Linked DNA regions of Homo sapiens: region 1 is linked to region 2. A link is a contact called in ENCODE Hi-C or POLR2A ChIA-PET data. All regions are on one chromosome and are shown on one strand. Each heading gives the region's core, a stretch centred on a gene start or an enhancer-like site at or near the end of the contact. The rest is flanking DNA. Distances are from core to core; before and after follow the strand shown.

Region 1 (6,192 bases), core at 2,989-5,488, 110 kb after region 2:
TAATGATCAGAAAGGGCCACAAGCTGATTTGTGTAACAGCTTCCCAAGATGTGCCCAACTCTCAACAATATTGTGTCTTCTCTGCAGAGAAATGGAATATTTATCAATTCTTTAATTGCAGCCTTGACTATTGGTGGGCAACAACTCTTCTCCTCTTCTACATTCAGCTGTCCTTGTCAGGTTGGAAAAAATTTCTATTATGGTTCTGCTTTTCTTGTCATTCCTGCCTTGATCCTTCTCGTTGCTGGCTTTGCTCTGAGAAGCCAAATGTGGACAATTACCGGTGAATACTGCTGCAGCTGTGCCCCTCCATACAGGAGAATCAGCCCCCTAGAGTGCAAGCTGGCTTGCCTTAGGTTCTTCAGCATCACTGGGAGGGCAGTTATTGCTCCTTTAACTTGGCTGGCGGTGACCCTGCTGACAGGCACGTATTATGAATGTGCAGCAAGTGAATTTGCATCTGTGGACCATTACCCAATGTTTGATAATGTCAGTGCCAGCAAACGAGAAGAGATCCTGGCTGGGTTTCCATGTTGCAGATCAGCTCCTTCTGACGTGATCCTAGTAAGAGATGAAATAGCTCTTCTGCACAGATACCAGTCACAGGTAAGTTTTTAGAATTTTTTTCCCTCTGCTATGTTATCCTATAGAACTACAGTCAATGGAAACATTTCAGATTCCTACTGCTTCTTATATTCTCTGATTATAGAACACAATACTAGATGCTGTTCATCAAAGTGAGTTCTACTGAGCAAATATATATAGTTAGGATGTTGGGCTTTGGAGTCAGCAGAACTGAGTTTTAGTCTTGCTTTGCCACTTATTAACCTGCAAAACCTTGAGTAAAATGGGGATATTCATGGCACCTACCACATGGGGCTGCTGTGGGGAATACATTACCAATATATCTGGAGTGTTTAATATGATTTCTAGAATCTATATTAAGAACAATAGATTTTAGATGTTATGAATATTATTATTGCTATATTAGTAAATCCCATTTTCTGTATATATATATTCTTAAATATGCATTCTTATATATTACTATCTCATCTAAAATTATAAGAAGCTTAATTATGATGAAAAATAACTCCAGTTATGATTCTAAATTTGGTGTCTATGGATAGGTTTATGTCAGAAAGTGAGGTGGGGTGGGAAGAAAGCCTGAACCCTACTACATTTATAGGTTGAATTTTAAAAGTGCTATTGTGCATTTTGTCAGTAGAAAGAGTGACACTGCTGTCATCAATTTCTCCAAGGGATCTGAGGAAAAAACACATTTTGAAATCATCATCATATAGTAAAAACATGGCTTTTTAAAACTACTTATTGCAAAGGCGTGCATATTTTTTGACTGGTAACCTTAGAGTTATTACATTTCAGAAATGCTAAAGTTATTTCGTTGGGAAAAGCTACTATCAAGACACAGAATATCAAGTTATTGCAATATGGCCCAGTTTTTAAAAAGTTAGAAATACCATTAGATATGCTCTGTCTTAACTTTTTTAATACTAGCCCTAATGCTCAGAGGAGCTATGTAAAAATATGTGAAAATTCAAAAAATCAATAGAAAAATTATAACTTAAAATAATTTTCTTGCTTAAGAAAAGCTAAAATGTAACACACATTGGTAAGATTTTCTTAAAGTCAAAACAAAATGTGTTATTAAACGCATACACAGATTTCTGTGAAAAGACAGTTTTACAGTTCTGAGTACCATTGCCAGTAGATTGTTTGGTTTTGTGACAACAAAGCTTACATTTATTGATGTACTTATCACATACTGTATAAATATTTCATATCTTAATTTAGTCCTGATAATATTGAGAGACTGATATTACTACCCCATTTTACAGATAAGTAAATCAAAGCTCAAAAAGTTTATGTAACTTGTATAATTCAGGGCTAATAAACTGGATCAAGATATCCCAAGATCATGCTATTTCCATTTCACTAGGCCATCTTCTGTGACTGTCTCAGTCACATTTCAAGAATATACATTATTTTTCAGTTAGATTTTTGTGAATTGACCACAAAATCACCTTGAATTCAAATCTTTTCTTTGCCCATGCCCTATTCTAAAATATCTTCCTCACATTAACTTCACTCCATGTCAATCTGCCTTCTAGATATATGCCAAAAATATCTTTCTAAGTGCAAATTGAATGATGAGATCCCTTCCCTACTGCATATAAAGCCCTTCAGTGATTTTCTACTAGCCTAAGAACAAACCCACTTTCTTGGCATAACATGCAAGGCTTCAACATCTGGCCCTTGACCACTTTTACATGACTCCTATGAGCATGTGAGTCCAAATGTGTTGAGGTTCTGCCAACTATTCATGCTATTTTCCTTTACCTTCTTAGAACTCTCTTTACCTTCTTGCATTTGATGAACTTCTTTTTAATAATTTAGGCTTTTGCATTATCTCCTCTGGGAAGTATTCCCTGATAATCCTTTCCCTTAAGTGAGTTCATTCCATTGTGCTTCCTCGGGTGCTCTGATTACTCATATCAAAAACTATCCCATTGTACCATATTTCTTGGATTGCTCATTTGTCTCCTTTTTTAGGCTTAAAAATTATAGAGAAAATGAATGCATCTTTAATTATTCACATCTGAGTTCCCCATAACCAAGCACATGTATTACACATGGGGGAAGGTCAACCTGGAGCTCAGTAAATGATTGTTTATAGGTTAATGGGCATCTGAGATGGCTTTTCCTCCGCCATGCTGGCCTCTGTTTAGTTAAATGGTAATAAATACCACTTTGTAGGTTTTAGCCTCCGTAGAGTACAACTATCCCACTGTGCACACACTGGAAACTTCAGGCCTGTTGGTAAATCACAAGATGCAGAAGAGGCCTTCACTACCCAAGCTGTGGCTGCATACTGCTAGCGTCCCTAAATATGTGGAACTTACCTCTCTCACTTTACATAAGAAGTGCAAAATATTGAAAACAGTAAAATGAAAAGAAAAAAAGGATTCTAAGAATAGAAAACAGCCATTTGATTCAATCTTTAAAAGCCGACACTAAATAGTCTCAAAAACTAGTTCATTTTCCTTTTAAAGTATGTTTCAAAGACACATAATGAGACTGGTCAGCAAATGATTATTTGAGGACAAGGGAAATGAAAAGGAAAACAATATGTTACTACATGGCACAGTGACTATGCTATTCATTTATTTTTAATCTTTTTTTTTTTTTTTTTTTGAGATGGAGTCTCTCTCTGTCACCTGAGCATTATTATGGCATGATCTGGGTTCAGCGCAACTTCTGCCTTCTGGGTTCAAGAAGTTCTCGTGCCTCAGCCTCCCGAGTAGCTAGAATTACAGGCATGTGCCACCATGCCCGACTAATTTTTGTATTTTTAGTAGAAATAGGGTTTCACCATGTTGGCCAGGCTATTCTCAAACTCCTGGCCTCAAGTGATCCGCCTGCCTGACCTCCCAAAGTACTGAGATTACAAGTATGAGCCACCACACCCAGCCAACTATGCTATTTATAATACATTTAGAAACATGAGTCTCTTCACTGACTTGCTTTTTAGCTGCAAAAGATAAGAGGAAAGTGCAATTCAGGAAAAAATATCAGTGAACACCTGTTGGTACATCATTGAAAATGCCTTAGAAGGTTACTATTATTATGTATCATATCATTTTCATCACCATCATTATCAAATACTTATTAAACACCCAAAGAATGCATAGGCCTATAACTGATAGTTGAGAAGTAAGGTTGAACTAAAAGCAAAGAAAGGTATGTATCATATGTAAGGTTAATTGGTGGGTTATAGCATCTGTCACTTCAAGGACAGTACTTAGAATCCATTCCAAGTTAACTGGTCAAATTTCTTTGTAACTCAAAAACGAAGTTGAAATGGCTGGGCCTATGCCCTCCATCAGACCTATTTCCAAATCATATCATTAGCACGTTGTTGATATACTAAAGATGGGAAAAGCAAATTTTATGTCCATATTTTAGTTCTTAGGTTTGTAGGAATCCCCCCTCCCATGGCTGTTGCTTGAATATTTGATGCATTGATACTTCCTGTTTTTCTTTTTAATAATGATGTGAAGATGCTGGGTTGGATTTTGATCACCTTGGCAACCATTGCTGCCTTAGTCTCCTGCTGTGTGGCAAAGTGCTGCTCTCCCCTCACCTCTCTGCAACATTGCTACTGGACCAGCCACCTCCAGAATGAGAGAGAACTCTTTGAACAAGCAGCAGAGCAGCACTCTCGGCTCCTCATGATGCATCGCATAAAGAAGCTATTTGGCTTCATTCCCGGGAGTGAAGACGTCAAACACATCCGCATTCCTTCTTGTCAGGACTGGAAAGATATTTCAGTACCCACTCTTTTATGCATGGGTGATGACTTGCAAGGTCACTATAGCTTCCTTGGAAATAGGGTGGATGAGGATAATGAGGAAGACAGATCAAGAGGTATTGAATTAAAACCTTGATTACAGCACCTTTCATGAGTCAGGTTGCTTAGCAGATACTTGGCTTTTATGGCTTTTATGATCAGGCCATTTCAATGTAATCTCTTCATCTTTTTCTTTCTCTCTGATATTTGTTTACGTAAGTCCATCTCAAATATTATTTCTAAAATCAATCTATTAGATAATTGTGCCAATCTCTCATTTTGAAATTTTGCCAATGGTCTGGTAATGCCTAGAGTGGAATGTGAAGTCACATGGAAATTTGCATCTTAGTTCTGTTACTTAGTAGCTGTGTGAAAATTAATATTTCTGAGTGCCATTTTGTCATCTGCACATTGTAGCTACCTCCTAGAGCTATTATGAGAATTAAACATGATAATACAAAGTGTTTAGCACAGTGTCTTTCATAAAAATAGATGCTAATGAATGTTACTTTCTCTCTTTCTCTTTTGCATTCCATGTCTTCTATTCACCATTTTCCCTGCCTCTATTTTCTGGTTTTATCAGTTTCTACCTTTATATAATGTCCAGAACTTTTCACAGCCTCCCCCTCTTTCTTCAGACCTAAATATCTGACCTTTTGGGAAGCAGGACAGAAACCTCTTTCTAATCCAGTAACATGTGAGGGAGAAGCCCATGCAGGAAGCTCTTGAGTTACTGTACTATAACCTGGGGACAATGATATATTATTTATCATTATTAGTATCATGTTATTTGTAGCACCTCCATACTAGGAGCATTTTTATGGCCACTACATATAAAGTTTCTTCTAGAAAGCTTCTCCACTGTGCTCTACTCCAGAGATACCATTTGTACCTTTTCATTACCAAATTGCACCTTTGCACTCAAAATCCATTTGTGAAACCAAAACTGCAGTCTGTACTTGTATATCCATTATCTGTAACTACAAAAGAGGATAATTCCTGCTTGGTGTTGCTCTGCCTGGCTTTACTAAATGCAGCCTACAGTATCTGGACAATTTTCTAATTTATCTAGATTATTTCTGTGATATATAGTGACTCGTGCCTGATTTTTGCTACGTTCACTGAAGCAACTTGCTCATTAGCAAAAATAAGTTGTCTGAGGGCATTCTGTCTATTTATTTCTTCAGTCAAAACAATGCTTACTGGACAGTGGACCAACTGCCAATAGTCAATCCAATTTTCAAGATTCACTTTCAAGGAGACCAAGGAACTTGACTATACTATCTAAAATGCAATCAATTACTTGGTAATCTACTTTTACACAATTATGGAAGGTTTTATTTTCTATAAAGTTCTGGGTCCTTGAACTTAATAGGAAGAAGCAGAAAATGAATTTTTAAGAAATCAAAATGTTTTCAGGTTTTGTTTTGTCCTTCAATAAGAGACTGCATATTGTAGCTCTTTGCTGGGACAGGAGAACTGTCCTGCCCTCACCATTACTCATCTGTCATTTGACCTTGGACAAATCAGTCCATCTCTCTGGACCCTGGATTTTTTTCATCTATACAATAAAAGGGATGATAATATTTTACCTCTTGGAAGAAAATAACTGAACTAAATAACTGCTTAAGGTCTCTTTTACATCAAGTACGATTTTTATGTTTATGTTTATATATATATACAGGTCAATATGCATACATCTTTCTGAAATGGTAGTAGACCCACGTTGCTTCTCTTGGAAGGAAAATGTCCCCAACTCTGAATCTGAGCTTTCTCTGAAAACATTTACTGGCATTCCACTTTTAAAAGAATGTTAATGTACT
Region 2 (5,921 bases), core at 2,296-4,795:
TTTCTAAACTCCTTTACTCCTCTCTTGAAGGTATTTGTTTTACTGACAAAAGAATGGATCCAGGTCATTTAGTAGAGTTCTGAAGAGAATTCTTAGAGCACTCTATATATTCAAACCTCCGTATTTTTTGATACAAAAAGGACTGATGAAAGGGAGACGTGATTCTTTTGAAAGATTAATTCACAGAATTTTTTATCACAGTTGAAATATCAATTGCAATAACAACTGAAAACTGATTGCTATTACTGAACACTGCCCTTAGGTGGCTCACTCTTAGAAGACACAAAGTCACTGGACTACAATCCTTTAGGGCAGGGATTGTGTCTCTTGCTCGTTGTATATACATGGTTCTTACACAGTGCCTGGCATTCAAAAAATGCATTCAGAAAAATTTGGTATTCAAAAAATGCTTGATGAATTGACTGACTGCCTGAATGAATAAATAAATTGGTGGATTAATGACTGAATGGAGTACAGAAGACTGTGGTCCCAGAAGACCTTAACATTGAGCTTGCTGCAGACTGAATGTTTGCCTCCTCTCAAAATTAATATGTTGAAACCTAATCCTTAATGTGATAGTATTAGGATGTGGGGCCTTTGGAAAGTGATTAGGTTATGAAGGTGGAGCCCTCGTGAATGGGAGTAGTATCCTTATAAAAGATACCCCAGAGAGGTCCCTTGTCCCTTCCAACATGTGAGGCTACAGTGAAAAGATGGCCATCTGTAAACCAGGAAGTGAGTCCTCACCAGATACCACATCTGTTGTGCTTTGATCTTGGATTTCCCTGTCCCCAGAACTGTGGTAAATAAATTTCTGTTGTTTGTAAGCCACCTAGTCTATGGTGTTTTTGTTATAGCAGCCTGAATGAGATAAGATAGAACATAGTTCTTATAATGAGCTAACATCACTAACCTCTCAGTTAGCTGTGAACTGTGGCCCTGAGAGATGCTCCAGCTAGATCCTAGAGCTGTTTCAACACTGTCACCTCTGAGCTATGTGGAGGCCTAAAATTCAATCTCCAGGACAGGGTACATGTGAAAGACAGATGTTAACAAGGTAAGCAAGCAGCTGCTTATATGATTGCTAAACACAGGGTGGTCCCAAGTGGGATCGAGAGCCCAGATTCCAAAGCACAACTTAAAATAACACACCATTTGTGTGAGATGTTGTAAACCACCAGTAATCAGCAGACTGTTGCTAAACTTCAGCCATTGCCCATAAGAATGCCTTGTGAGTTCATGACACTGTGCAATCGAGAAAGCATAGCCATGCCAGCAAAGCAGACTTCCTAGAGAACATAGGACAATGTGGTGTGGGTGTCAAGGGTGTGGGCAAGCAGTGTGGTTGGGAGGGTTGGTTATTCAGCTGGCTTTTCTGCGACACCTGCACACGTGGAGAGTCAACCATGGCACCTGTTGCCTAGTGCATGTTTTAAGAGTCTTATGGATGATGAGAGGACCTTCGTGAATTCACTACTGAAGATAGGTCATTTTTAATTAAAAAAATTATTTGGATGTCAGAGGAAGAAGTAGGGAATGAAAGAATATAATTCTGTAAAAGAAGTTTTGTTTCTTAAATGGTATGCAATGAGCCCACATGCAGGCTTATTTTATAAAATGTGCTAAAATTCATAAAAACATTGCCTAGTCCAAGTTTACGCCATTATTATGCTAAAGCTTACTAGATAGCAATGATAATAGCAGTCTTACTGAAGCCTAGCAAAGTTTGAAGAAATTTGTACGCATCTGCATACTGTAAGGAAAATAATAGCTACAGCCCCATCTTATAAATTAGGAAGCTAGGTTCAGAGAGGCTAAGAACTGTGACCAGAGACATACAGCCAACAGTAATTATGGATTAGAGCATAAAACTCAAAATAAAACAATGTCTAAACTTGAATTTTAATTATTTAGAGTGCTCAAAATGCTACATTATAATCATTAAAAATACTGAGTTATAAGCATAGTTACATCAAAACTATTAAACTTTCACCATAATTGTTTGCCTTTAATCTCATGAAACTTAAGTGAACAAGCAAAAAAATTGTCAAAGTAGATTATCTTTGTTAAAGATAGACTACTGGGCCAGGTGATGTACCTCACACCTGTAATCCCATACTTTGTGGGGCTGAGGTGGCGGATAGCTTAAGCCCAGGAATTCAAGACCAGCCTGGGCAACATGGTGAAACCCTGTCTCTTCTAAAAATACAAAAATTAGCTGGGTGTGGTGGTGCACGCCTGTAGTGCCAGCTGCTGTGGAGGCTGAGGTGGGAAGATTGCTTGAGTCCCAGGAGGCAGAGGTTGCAGTGAGCCAAGATCAGGCCTCTGCACTCCAGCCTGGGCACAGAGTCAGGTCCTATCTCAAAAAAAAAAAAAAAAAAAAAGACTACTGAACATCCTCACATTTTAGAAATTACTATAACTATTTGTCATAGTTTAGGATCCTGCAGCACAGCCTACAGACATCATAAAATAATCAGTTGCAAAACCAGACTTCTGCTTTTTGTGTCTACTCTCATCTTGCACCCAAACTGTGAGTCACTTTGATTGAGCTTCATAAACATAAAAGCAAATTATTTACTAATATATTTATCTGCAGTCTCCATCTCTTAATTTAGTATTGTTTCCTGGACTTTTAAGACTGTCATAAATGTTTGTGGTTTTTCAGGTGGTTGAAGTGAATGGAGTCATTGTAAAACGCTTTCAATCAGCTGACCAATGCTTTATATAACATAAACCTACTTTATCATCCTCTCCTAAAGAAGAGAAGATTTAGCTAGAATAATTATTAACAGAAGATGTGGAGATACAGAAGAAACTAGAAAATATCTCACAATCAATACATCTTTCAAGCAGTCAATCATTTGTCACTCATATTGCTTTTTTAAACCCAGCTTTACATGGAAGGAATAAATGGAACTCCAGTTTGGTTTTTCTTCTTTTTTTTTTTTTCTGTTAAGGCAGATTTAAAATTTTTTTTGGTTTACTTTTCATTGAATTTTGTCAGTTCTTGGTCGAATGTATGTATGTGTGTGGTTTTTAAAGAGGTCATGCCTGTTTCTTTTTTTTAACGAACTAGAAGTATGTATTATAGCATGTTAGAATTGAAAGGGACCCCAAAGATGATCTAGTTCAGCCTTCCCATTTGACAGTTGAGGAAACACTTTGTTTGGCATTTCTTTACTTTAAGGAAAGTTGGGGCACTGCCAAAATCAACACTGCCTGCTTTGAGTTTTCACTGCTTGTCGGACAAACCTTAGGTTGGGGGATTGGGGGATATATACAAACAGGGACTAAAACAAGCAACATCATGCCGTCAGCCATCAATCTGGTTGTTGTCTTATTCTTCCCCAAAATAATTTCAAGTCAACTATAGACACAAACACTTGAAATGTATTAATTTATTTATTAAATAAAAATGGCTGATATTTTGCTTACTAAAAATCTGATTATTTCTTTGGCTCCTGGTTAGATGAGCAAGTCAAATGTTAACAACCTGAGTACCATCGTCTATAACAAAACAGTGAATCAGCACCCTCTAGCACATTTCTGAGTCACTACTTTTTAAAAAAACCTTTTAAAAAATGTAACTGAAACTAAAATATTCTAAACACTGTGCTGGGTTTTTCATACTATCTCATTTTTAATTCTCATAAAATTGCACAACATAGCTTGAGACAGCTCTGTAAGTAGATAAAGATAATATACAATGTAGTGAGGTCTACTTCGTGTGTGGAAAGAGAGTTGTGGTCAGAGAGCAGCTGACTCTACTGAGGGAAGCAATGATGAATGAGAAGAGGCCCTGGATCCCTGGGAGCTCCCACCATAGTAGGAGAGACAGATCCCTGGAAAGGAATGTTGCAATAGGCATGTCAAGAACTATTGCACAGTTATTTCTTTTTAAATGGTGTGAGAGCAAAAAAAATAGAAATGCTAACTCTGGGGGTTTTGAAGATGACTTGAATGAAGAAGTTACATCAGACTGAGTATTAAAGGAAGAGAGTAGTTTGCCAGGTGAAAAACAGAAATGTCATTTAAGGAAGAAAGAAAAACAAGTGAGAAGGCATGGTATTGAGGAAGACTGTGATGTGTATGCACAGGAAAAGTAAGGGGGTCAGTGGTGCTGGAAACCGGGGTGCATGGGATGAAGTGGGGTGGAGATGTGTGGAGCAAGTCTGGGACAAGCTTCTGTGCCAATGTAGGGATATGGAAGTTGTCCTCTGGAAAACTGGAAGTATTGGAGGTTTTCAGTTGGAAAATAATGTAATTGGATTGCTGTCTTTCTCTTGCCATAAAAATTAAGAAATATAATCCTTAATGAGGAAAAAATACTAAAACATTAAAACAGATATAGTGTATAAAGCATAATTGTAAACACCTCTGTAACATATAACATTGTGAAAACCCTTCATCTCCTCCCCAGTCATATGTCATGGAAGCCCCAAAAATGATAACCACTGTCCTGATTCTTAATCACTTCTTTGTTGTTCCTTAGTTTTTTCACTTATGTATACATACTCAGAAAAGACAGTCTATTTAGACTAGTTCTGAACTTTTTATAAATGGAATAATACTGAACATATTCTTTGTGTTTAAGTTTTATTGCTCAATGTTTTGTTTTAAAGATTCATCCTTGTTGATATTTATTTATTTACTTTGCTATATAGTATTTTCTTGTTTGACTATTTCACAGTTTATCTTGTCTGTTGTATATTTTTCTTTGGTTTTTAAAATCATTCTTATGTTTATTTGATCAGTTTTTATGTTTATTACCAGTTCTTTTATACCAGCTTTTTAAAAATAGCAATTATGAACAATATGAGCTTTTGTACTCTGTATCCCATTCACATGGTGCATAACAGTCTCTAGGGTATACTCAAATTCACTTTTTAAAAGATTTTATTTTCCTATGTGCAGTTTTAGGTTCATAGCAAAATTCAGAGAAGGGTATAGCGATTTCCCACATACCTCCTGCTCCCACACATTCATATCCTCCCCCATTATCAACACATCCCACCAGAGTGATATGTTTGTTGCAACTGATAAACCTACATTGACACATGATAATCACCCAAAGTCCACAGTTTATATTAGGGTTCACTCTTATGTACATTCTACATGTTTGGACAGATGTGTAATGACATTTGTCCACCATTATAGTATCCAGATTAGTTTCACTGCCCTGAAAATCCTCTAGGTTCTGCTTGTTGATTCCTCTTGCCCCACAACTTCAGGCAAACACTGATTATTTTACTGTCTTTAGAGTTTTGCCTTTTCCAGAATAGTTGTAATTATACAGTATGTAGCCTTTTCAGATTGGCTTCTTTCACTTAGTAATATGCATTTGTTTCTTTCATGTCTCTTCATGGCTTGATAGCTCATTTCTCTTTAGCATTGAACAATACTCCATTGTCTGGATGTGCGATAGTTTATTTACCATTTATCCATTCACCTACTGATGGACATCTTGGTTGCTTCTAACTTTTGGCAATTACAAGTAAAGCTGCTATAAACATCCATTTGCAAGTTTTCGTGTGGGCATAAGTTTTCAACTCAATTGAAATATCAATTGGTATCAATTGGATAGATACCAAAGAGCATGATTGCTGGATCATATCGTAAGAGTATTTTAGTATTGTAAGAAACTGCCAAACTGCCTTCCAAAGTGGCTGCACCATTTTTCATCCCCACCAACAACAAATGACATATTCATTTTTCAGGAAGTTAACTCTGACAGGACTGAGTGGCATAAACTGCAGTGAGGTGATGTAATGAGAATGTGGACCACATTCAGTGAGGTTGGAGAGGAGAGGTCCACACTGAGGGGTGGACCTGAAGCAGACTTAAGCTGCACAAGAAATGGAGTGGCATCACCAGTGACCCTGAGTTTTCTAGCTTGAAAGATTAATATCCTTATCTGA

Evidence for each region. A loop is a pair of places that touch in the nucleus more often than their neighbours do. ChIA-PET counts read pairs that join two places held with the same protein, here RNA polymerase II (POLR2A). Pooled maps may share reads with other maps.
Region 1: a loop to region 2 is called in a map of IMR-90, with 2.4 times the contacts of the local background. The contact joins two enhancer-like sites. A Hi-C loop is called at or near these places in 3 of 168 maps with a recorded cell type or tissue (Caco-2, IMR-90 and thyroid gland) and 12 of 50 pooled maps. POLR2A ChIA-PET finds 5 or more read pairs at or near these places in 2 of 52 experiments (AG04450 and MCF 10A).

The regions. Positions count from the first base shown.
Region 1 is chr6:116,553,746-116,559,937 of GRCh38, forward strand. CALHM4 (calcium homeostasis modulator family member 4) reads left to right here and starts at 6. Exons shown (of 2, transcript NM_001366078.2): 1 at 6-606; 2 at 4,080-6,192. The coding sequence starts at 49. The coding sequence ends at 4,466. Within about 2 kb of position 4,239, at least 5 of the 41 ENCODE cell types and tissues checked have a DNase peak (open chromatin) inside an H3K27ac peak, as active enhancers do.
Region 2 is chr6:116,444,031-116,449,951 of GRCh38, forward strand. DSE (dermatan sulfate epimerase) reads left to right here. Exons shown (of 6, transcript NM_013352.4): 6 at 1-831. Among named protein-coding and RNA genes, the nearest start is that of CALHM6, 14 kb to the right of the region's middle. Within about 2 kb of position 3,546, at least 4 of the 41 ENCODE cell types and tissues checked have a DNase peak (open chromatin) inside an H3K27ac peak, as active enhancers do.